2 separate regions of the Mus musculus genome follow, and region 2 is linked to region 1. Evidence: chromatin loops called from intact Hi-C (ENCODE). Cell type or tissue: heart. All regions are shown on one strand.

The links. A loop is a pair of places that touch in the nucleus more often than their neighbours do. Peaks named below come from ENCODE experiments on the same cell type or tissue, not always from the same donor. Only the 100,000 strongest peaks of a DNase experiment are listed, where the experiment ranks them.
Region 2: a loop joins it to region 1, with 2.1 times the contacts of the local background. A loop is called at or near these places in 9 of 42 quality-filtered maps.

Annotation. Positions count from the first base shown.
Region 1 is chr16:10,844,124-10,849,123 of GRCm38, forward strand. No RefSeq gene overlaps it. Among named protein-coding and RNA genes, the nearest start is that of Rmi2, 12 kb to the left of the region's middle. In heart, CTCF peaks have their summits at 2,600 (motif pointing left) and 4,421; DNase peaks (open chromatin) are centred at 2,608 and 4,817; H3K4me3 peaks cover 294 bases; H3K27ac peaks cover 1,004 bases.
Region 2 is chr16:10,663,494-10,668,493 of GRCm38, forward strand. All of the region lies in intron 18 of Clec16a (C-type lectin domain family 16, member A), which reads left to right. Gm15558 (a long non-coding RNA gene) reads right to left here. Exons shown (of 5, transcript XR_384655.3): 5 at 4,867-5,000. Among named protein-coding and RNA genes, the nearest start is that of Gm52264, 7.6 kb to the left of the region's middle. In heart, a CTCF peak has its summit at 2,300 (motif pointing right); a DNase peak (open chromatin) is centred at 2,383; H3K27ac peaks cover 2,513 bases.

The DNA of each region.
Region 1 (5,000 bases):
TCAGCTGCCAAATCAAAGTCAGTTTATCAGTGAGCACCCGCCAGACCGCGGCTCTGGCGGCAGCCTGTGTGCCCTCCCCACTCAGCTTCCTCTTTGAAATGCTCTTTTCTAAGAACTGAGAATAAGCAACCTAGGCCGTGACTTCACTTTTCTCGGAACTGCTTTACATTATATATATTTTAAAAATTCGAAACCATCACTTAGCTGGTTTTGGATCGCCTGAGTTCCCTAATTCTTTCTGTTGCATGTTCTTGTAAAGCTGAAGTTTTACCGCAAAATTCTGCAGGAGGGGAAAGAAGGGCTGTGTGAAATAGGGGAGTGTCTGACTGCCGTGTTTTTGTTGGCTTGTGTGTGATTTAATGATTAAAGAGAAAAAGAAACCAGAGGATATGCTGTGCGGAGTCGGGGATCAGCTCTGAGTTCTGTCTGTCTGGCCAGCCAGGGTTGATGCTGGGTACCTTCTCCAGTTTGCTGATCAGCTAGCTGACTCTTGAAAGGATAAGCGGGAGCCTGGGTATGGGGGTGCACACCTGTAATCCTGACATTCTGGAGGTGAAGGCCACTCAGGGCCATAATGTGGGTTCCAGGTCCTTTGTTGACAAGCCCCTATGTAAAGAGGAAGAGGGTGGTCAAGGGCCGTGTATGGTGTGGAGTGCTTGTTTGGCATCAACAAAACCCTGAGTTTGATCCTCGAATCTCAGCACTAAGGAATTGGAGAATCAGAAGTTCAAAGTCGCCACGGGCTACATAGCAAGCCTGGGCCAACCTGGGCTACAGGAGACACTGTCTTGTTTTTGTTTTTGTTTTTGTTTTGTTCTTTTGTTTTTCAAGACAGGGTTTCTCTGTATAGCCCTGGTGGCTGTCCTGGAACTCACTTTATAGACCAGGCTGGCCTTGAACTCAGAAATCAGCCTGCCTCTGCCTCCCGAGTGCTGGGATTAAAGGCATGCACCACAGGAGACACTGTCTTAAGACAAAACAAAACAAAACAAAACAAACAAAAACAGGTTTGAGGACAGCCAAGGCTACACATAGAAACCCTGTCTCGAAAAACTGAAAAGTAAAAAACAGGATGGGGGAGAAGGAGTGGATATGCCTTTAGTCACAGTTAGCCACAATGACCTACATCAAGCAAATAGCTTTGAGCCTGTGTCTGAAGACACCGTTCAGGGGCTCCCACCTTGTCACACTGTGGGCTAGTTCTGGTTCCACCATCCCCTGCCTGACCTGGGGTTTGAAGGTCAGCCTTCAAGGTGGAGACTTCGAGGTGGTTCTTCCTTCAAAGGATGCTGCTGGTAGGCTCTTGGGAAATGGAGTTTGCCACCCCTCCTTCTGAGTGGGGAGGTCTCAAGGTTGTTTTAGAATCCTTGCTTGGCATCTCTGTCCTCCGGGGACTCACATCACACACACACACACACACACACACACACACACACACACACACACACACACACACACACACAGAGTAAGCTGTAGGAGTTTCAGGTTGAAGACAGAAGCCACAGAGTAAAGGCACAGTGCTCAGGAGCCTTGGCATTTGAGGGCTTTAAAGCTTCTATTTAGTTAGCTAGTTGTGTGTGTGTGTGTGTGTGTGTGTGTGTGTGTGTGTGTGTAGGTGGACATTTGCTGTGGCATGGGTGTATAAATCAGAGGATAAATTGTGGGTGTTGATTTTTGATTTCTACCGGGTGGGATGCAAGGTTCAAACTCAGGTCTTTGGGCTCGGTGCTAAGTGCCTTTATCCTCAGAGCCATCTTGTTGGCCTGGGTTTGAGTTTTTATTGTTATTGTGATTTTAGTTTGTTTGTATTTTGTTACTTTTTAAGATTTATGTGTGTGTGTGTGCCCCGTGCATAAGCATGAGGTACTGTGTGAAGGTAGAGGACTGCTTTCGGTAAACCATTCTCCCCACTGTGGGTCCAGAGAACTGAGTGTACTGCATTTGACCCCTACAGCAAGTGTTTTTACCCACTGAGCCCATTTGTGAGGCAGTTTCTCATAGCTCATGTCGTCCTGATGACCTTGGCAATCCTCCTGAACCCTGGATCACAGCTGTGCTCTTCTGCCTGGTTCTTACGTGCTGGAGATTAACCCAGAGCTTTATGCATGGTGGGCAGACACCCCGCCAACTGAGCTGTGTCTCCAGAGCAGGTTTTTTGTTTTTCCCTTGTTTCTCCTTTTCAGACAGGGTCTCACTACGTAGTCCAAGCTGGCCTTGATTCTCTTCCCTCAGCTCCTGAGGTATGTACTACTGTGCCAGCATTTTGGGTCCCTTGCAGGTGCTGGCATGAAGGCAGGAAAGTACTCTTCAGAGAGGAAAGATCTGGACGTATAAAAGGGCCATGGCAAAGAGTAAGTGCTAGTGTGCCTGGACAGTGACTTCCTCGATAAAGACACCAGCACAATTGCATACTTGGTTTGCGCTGAGCATCCTTTGCCTAAGAGGTGTGTCTGCTCGCCTTGCATTGCCCCAGCAGGCCACAGGGGCAAGTCGTGAGCTAGTAGGTGCCTGGTGGTGTTAGGGACAGTGTTCTTCAGAGCCAGCACCTTAATTCTTCCCTGTTGGCTCCTTGGGACTGCTCTAGAGTGGAGTATAGCACCCCCTGCTGCTTGGCCTGGGTCTGGTCTGAGCCCTAGGGAATGGGATGAGAGCCAGAGATCACAGAATGAAAAGCCACAAAATGAAGCAAAGGAACAAATAGGGCCACAAGAAATTTCACAGCCAACCACCCTGGGAGTTCTGCCCATTGTGGCCAGACAGGTGGGGGCAGAGTGGGGGAAGTTTGGACACCAGATGGGTTTCAATGGACTTGACATTCAACTCTAGTCCCTTTTATTAAGTGACTCACCTTGGGTGAGTCTCTTCATCTTTCTGAGCTCTTTAGGCTTTTTAGGCTGTTTAGGTCACTATGTAGAAGCTTAACTGAAACTCCTGAAGTAGCCCAGGTTATCCTCCAACTTGCAAAGATTGTCCTGCCTCTGCCTCTCAACTGCACCACCATGCCCAACTCTTATTGTTTTTATGAGCTATTATAATTACTATGATTGTTGTTGTTGTTGAGACTTCTCACAATTGTAGCCCTGGCTGGCCTGGAACTCACAGAAATCTGCCTGTCTCTGCTTCTAGCATGCTGGCATTAAAGGCATGCACCACTATGTCTAGTTATAAGCATTTAGAAGTATTTAGCACTTGGGCCTGAACCCAGGGTCATCCCAGGCAAGCACTCAGTCTCTGAGCCATCCCCAGCCCCTCTGCACCGTTTGCTTTCAGATAAGGTCGTACTAACTTCCCTGGGCAGCTGAGTATCTGGGATTGAATCTGAGTCACTAAGCTCTTTATAAGCAACTTCAAATTATTGTGGTTGTCCTCGTTATCATCGGGGACATGATATATATATATCATGAGGACAGGTTGCCAGTGCTTATAGGCAAGCTTACTGACCTGAGTTCATTTCAGGGAACCTACAGAAAGATGGGGGGGGGGAGCTATCCCTGAAAGCTGTCCTCTGACCTCCATATAAGTCAATGGCATGTGTATGCCCTTATATCCACATATAATAATAAATAAAATACAAGTTCAAATGGACAGACTTAGCATTATTATTATGTGCTGGGGATGAAACCTAGGGCTTCCTATATGTAGATGAATGCCCTACCTCGGAACCACATCTCAGCCCTCTGGGCTTATGTCTGACCTCTGTAGAGAAGAATGCCTGGGGTCAGAAAGAGTAAACGACTCTCTACTCTGCTGCTAAGGGAATCCAAGCAGTAGGTGACTTGTTGTTTTGTTTCATTTTGAAACAGGGTTTCTCTGTGTAGCCCTGGCTGTCCTGGAACTCAATCTGTTGACCAGGCTGCCCTCAAACTCAGAGATCGTCCTGCCTCTGCCTCCTGAGTACCCAGATTAAAGGTGTGTGCCACCACACCTGAGTGTGGCCTTTGTCATGAAGCCCCAGTGCCTGCTGGGCCCTGGGTCTGGAGACAATGGGAGGAAGATCCTTGGTTGCTGCACAGCTTGCCTTATCTCTGCTGTATGCATGCAGGCTCAGCTCATCGCAAGAATCACTTCTGAGGCTAAGGAATGTGGCTCAGTTAGTAGAGTACTTGCCTAGTGTGCGTGACGCCCAGGGTTCATTTCCCAGCATTGCATTAAACTGATCATAGTGGTACACACCTGCAGTCTCAGCGCTCAGGAGGTGGAGACAGGGGGATCAGAAGTTCAGGTCACCTTCTGCTCAGTGACTTAGATAGAGGCCAGCCTAGGCTTATAGAAGTCTTTTATTGTTTAAGTTGGAAAAAGTCCATTTTGCAACTAAGATAGTGTTCACAGGTTCTGGTTAGGGTGTCATCACAGGAGAAGAGGGCCATTCTGGCCCCTGGCTGCACAATTATCTCATAGCAAGGTTCCTGAATGCCTCCTCCCACTGTAGCATTAACCCACCTCCCCAGAGGTCATCTAGCTCAACTGAACAAGCAGGGATGTGGTGTGGACAAAGATCAGCCTAAGAAACAGAGGCCCTGTGCTGGGAAATTCAAAGCTACAAACACCTGCTCCTCCCTTCTGGCCAAATTGGGTGAGGAAAGGAAGGGCTTTGAAATCTCATTATTGACTGCACTTACCTACTTCATGCATATGTACATGCAGAGCTAGGAAGGGGGGCAGGAGGACCAGAAGTTTCAGGTCATTCTTGGCTACATTGCAAATTAGAGTTCAGCCTGGAATATATGAGACTATCTCAAAAAGAACAATGTTAGGGAATAGCAGAGTTGGTGATTGCTGTTTGGCTGGAATATTCGACTTTACCAGATGTTCTGGAACACACGTCTGGACTGTCTTGAGCTGTGTAGGATGACAGACTCATGGGGTTGCTGTTCTTGAATGTGGCTTGTGTATCTTGTGGGGTTGCCAGACACAGTGGATAGAATATACAGGCTGCCTTTCACAGGATCAATGGGATAGAAACTGTACCTCCACAGTGGGGAAAGCCAACAGACAGCCTT
Region 2 (5,000 bases), 180 kb before region 1:
CAACATCCTTCCCAACCTTCCTGTATTTGAGAAGCAGCTGGTGGGTTAGACTAGGAGATTCAAGGCTCTGAAAGGTTGCATGCACAGCTCAAAGGTATACTAGTTGCTGCTAGTCTGCCCTCTACAGCTAAGGCAGGGAGAAGTTGGCAGAGAGCTAAAGATTACCTCCCTCCTCAATAACCCTGCCATCCTTATGACAAGACTCTGCTCTAGGTGCATCAGATACCCCTTGGCCAGAAATGAAAGCCAGAGGGTTCTGCTTCAGTATACAGGCTGATGTTCTGGGTCCAGACTCTAGGACCCACTTATAGCTGAAGGCAGGAAACGCAAAACACCTCTGCACCCAGAGAGTGCTACCTGGAGAGGGTCACAGCTTCTCCACTGCACCTGACATCCTGGAAGGGGAAGACAGGCAGTTCAGTATAATTGAATTTTTGTGTTCTGTTAGGTGTAGCCTCAGGCCTGAGAGTACCCATAGCCCCGAGCCATGGGCTCCTCCACAGTGCACTTTGCTGCTAGTCTGTCCTCTACACCCTCTTCTCAAAGAGTAGAAATGATCCCGATCAATACCCACTGACAGTGGCTGGACAGCTGGCTCACTCCACCTCAGCCCTGTATTTACACTAGGATAGAAGCCCATCCTGGTGCTGGGAATTGGAACGCTCTTCCACGCCTTCTCTTTGCTGTATACATGTTTGCCTAGCAAATAATAGCTGAACATACTTCCTTTGTAAAAGACTAAAACCACGCATAGTCTGCTAAAAGGTGAATGTCATCTTCCTCTCCTGCCCAGTGCCTCACCCAGGCTAGCCTGGGGCATGCGGCTCTTGATTCCCCGCCCTTGTATCTGCACACACTCACACCTGTCTTCCCACAGAGCCTGGCCTGCTTGTATCACGGTTGTCACCCCAGCCCTGACATGGGCCTTGCTCTTATTTGCTACTCAGTAAATATTGACCTACTGAATGGCTGCCATTTTTACACAACTAGGACTGTATTCATCGTGTTCTGCAATTTAGTTTTGGCACTTTGAAGTGGGGCTTTCCTGTGTCAGGAACATGGGTGGAGCTTATTGTACTTGACTGCATTCAGTGGAAGTGCCCAGTGTATGATGTCCATTGTGCAAGTACCATGAGCACGGGCATTGTACTGCATCTGGTTACTCAGTGTCTCAGAGGACCTGGAGCGTGAGTGTGAGCCCTGTCGGCAGCTGTATTCCAGCCTGGTGCTTTACTGGAAGGGACTTACCACTGTGCAATTGCTGGGCTGAGTTAGAGCTAGTAGGGACCTTAATGATAGCTCATATCTTGAAAAACTGGCCATCTTTGCCACCTGTGTGACAGAAAAACAGCTTCCATCCAAGAGTCCTCAACTTGAAGCCCTTGTCAAGGGTCAGGAGGTGGCCCAGAGAAGGCTCCTAGCTCAGAGAATGGAGTTGGTTAGAAGGCCAAGACGACTGTCAGGGAGCAGGATTCAGCCTGCCAGGCCCCCCCTCCAAGCCAGTCGGCCCATCAGAGAGGTGCCAGGGAAGACTTCCTGCAGCTGGAATTTCTGCATCCATCACTCCTGTGTCCAGGCCACACAGCTGCAGTCACTCAGATTCCGGCCATCCTTCACACTCAGAATTGCTGTTTAGACATTCCCAGCCCTCCACTCTGTCGGTGTTTATTTTAAAATCATCCAGAAACATGCTTGCAATGTTAGTTAGCTCTGTCAAACTCTCCATTGCATCAGGCAGTAGTACGTCATGTGCATGGGCCCAGGTCCTCAGAAGACTCACTTGAGGAGGACCTGCCTCAGAGGAATGCGCTTCAGAAGCCCTTTGAAAGTCATGGCTGAGGGAAAGCAGTTTGCTGTGTTTGTGGGTTCTCTGAATCAGCTCAGGGGCCACTCAGAGAAGGGATGACAGGCAAGCAAACCACAGTCTTCTGTGACAAATGTCCTCAGGCAGCAAAATGTGATGTTGACAGGCACGGGTACTGCTGCGGAGCCCAGGCTCCACCATGGACCATTCATTGCTACACGTCTTCCAGTAATCCCTCTCCCCAGCCCCCAGAGCAACTGCAGCCCTGGTGCAGTGCGCTTTTAAAGCACCCCACCTCCTCTCTCTGTAAAGCCCTGAGGCAAGCAGTTTTCCCCTCTGTTTATATCTACCACACACACACTGTGAGCTGCTTCTATTAAAAGCAGTCAGAGATTGATAACGGGTGTTAAGAAGGATGTCACTTATTTCACAGGGTGAAAGGGAAGTTGCTGTGGCTTTCAGTAAAAGCTCACAGACCTAGGCCGTGGCAGCATGCTAACCACTGGGGGGCAGTGGAGCTGTGTGCCCCCAGCAGCTTCCTTCCCTGGCACTCCTTGAGTCTTAGGACTCCTCACCTTAGAGGACAGGGAAGGGCACCAAGAAGGAGGCAGATGGAAAGGTAGGGATGAGGGTTCTCTCTATAATGTGACCACCAGCTCAGGGATATGAGGACACATCCTCAGCCTGACCTTGGGGTCCCTTCATTGGAAAATGGGAAAGCTTCATGCACTATACGCCTGAGGCACAGCAGGCCTCTGAGAGGTGTTGCCAGCTGAGACTGGATGGAGGTCTGAGTTCTCCTTCTGAATCACCCCACTTTTCTTCACAGGCCAGGGGTGCTCACTAACTGAGCTGAGCAGAGGTCTCCGATACCATAGGGCTGGTGGGGTGACTTCATCACCCCCCAGCTACCATAGGTTTATTTCGGCATGGGCTTCCCTACCAGCTGGCACTCCCTCTCTGTTTGGGCCTAACGGTCAGGAGCCCTCCATATCCAGGAACTATCAGCTCTTCGAAAAGCATATTCATCTCATCCCCTGGCGAGCAAGGTTCCCAAGGTTTTCCTAAAAGTCATTTTGGAAATGCAGATTTGAGCACAGTTGACTTCAGTTCCTGGCACTTCAACCCTTCCTTCACACCTCTCTGGTTCTTGGCATCATGGTGAGAGCAGAAGTATGGAGCTGGAGTCCGTTAGAGTCTGAGTACCAAGGCTTTGTGTGACCCTGGGTGTCTCTCTGAAACTGTGAGCCTCAGTTGCTACATGTACAAAACAAAATGCTTGTAGAAACTAAACGGTCCATAATATAACCCTGGGTGCATGGCAGCTGTTATGCTAACTGCTGCATCATGGAGTCCTTAGCAGGGGAAGAGTCAGGATATCGGAAGTTCCCCACCTTGCCCTGTCCGGCACAGAGGTCCCTATGAACCATCTTCAATTGGGCCTTCCCTTCGGTCCCATCCTTGAGTTCCCTGCTGAGCATCAGTCTCCTCTTCCTCTTCATCCCTTCACAGCCTTTGCTAGCCCAGATTAGACCTGCTCATTACAGCAGTGAGGAGAAGAGAACAAAGGGGAACACAGGGTAGAAACCAGGAGTAGGGAGACGCCCCACTTCAGCTGAACCAAGTTACACAGGCACACCTGTCTGCTGCCGTCCTGTCAGCTGCTCAGGGGGACAATTCACACAGCGGTGCCTGCCACCAGCAGCCTAAGGAGTTCTGCTCAGGCAAACCAAACCCTTGACTATGCCACAAAAAGGACCTGCAGCAGAGTTATTAAGACAGGGAGAAGGCATACTTAAATGCTGTGGGGGAAGGGAGTTTGACATCCAAGGCACAGGCACAGGCCTTTTGAAAGTCATACTTGGATGTATTTACAATGGACACAAAAGGACATGGCTTTTTAGGTTACATTGTTCCAAGGGTGTAATTTACAACACTGTTTCAAGGAAAAAAACCTGGAAAGTAGACCTTTAAAACCATGTAAAGATCGCATATAAGCCAGTCATTTGTCTTAGTGTAAAGATCCCTCTGGAAGTGAGATGTGTGAGGGGTGAGGACAGTGAACAGAGTTAAACTCAAGGCCACAAGCAGCCTGCCCTAAGTGAGCAAGCTAGGTTTCACTAATGTCCTCCTAGCAGTGTCTTTAGGAAGACAGACACCAACTCTGTAGGCTTTTGAACGGACGCCTTCCCCTTCCCAGGTCCCCTGAATTTCCTATCTTCCTCTACAGCCTCACAGTGAGCCTGGCTAACACATTCTGGCAGGCTAGAGGGCATGCCTGACTAGTAACAGTGCTTTGGGTTTGGTTCTGTTATCATTGTCTAGTTAGTTAGTTAGTTAGTTAGTTAGTTAGTACATAATAGCACTATGTGCCCAGGCTGGCCTCCAATTCTGTATCTTTTTGATAAGTGATGGATGCACAGGTCTGTGTGGCCATGCCTGATTTGCATATGTACCAGTGTTTTTCTCCCCTGCTTCCTTTTTGGAAGTGAACAATGACAAAGTCCTTTCTGTCATATCTAAATGTCTTTTGAAAAAAATCAGTACTTCTGCACCAGGCAGGACACATATCTACACAAACAGCAAAAAGAACATGGCAGGATAGAGTGGAGACCCTCTGAAGGCAAAAATCCCCATGCCTCCAGCTGCTCCAGAAAGGCCATTGCCACAGCCAAGCCAGGTGATGGGTAAGAGAAGCAGTGGCTTGTGGGACACACTTTTCCTGCTGGACTGGGATCTGACGGTAACAGTGACAGGAGAAGTGGTGAGGTGCCTTTGGGTGAAGGCTCCACTGTGCCCACCTGGGGAATATGACAATTGGCTTCTTTTTCATGTGTGAAAGCCTCTATAGTGAGTAGGGCTACCCACGCGTCTCAGCAGTCCCCCATCTCAGCTTTTCTATGACCTCTTGCTAGCTCTGCAGGGCTTGCAGCCCCCTCCATCTTTTTTGTTCGGTTTTTGTTTTTGTTTTTTGAGACAGGGTTTCTCTGTGTAGCCCAGGCTGTCCTGGAACTCACTCTGTAGACCAGGCTGGCCTCGAACTCAGAAATCCGCCTACCTCTGCCTTCTAAGTGCTGGGATTAAAGGTGTGTGCCACCACTGCCTGGCTTCACATCCATCTTAATGACCCACCTTGCTGTGCCAGGAGATGCAAGCTCAGGGCTCAGAGGGAAACAGAGGTGGCGTGAGTCAGGGC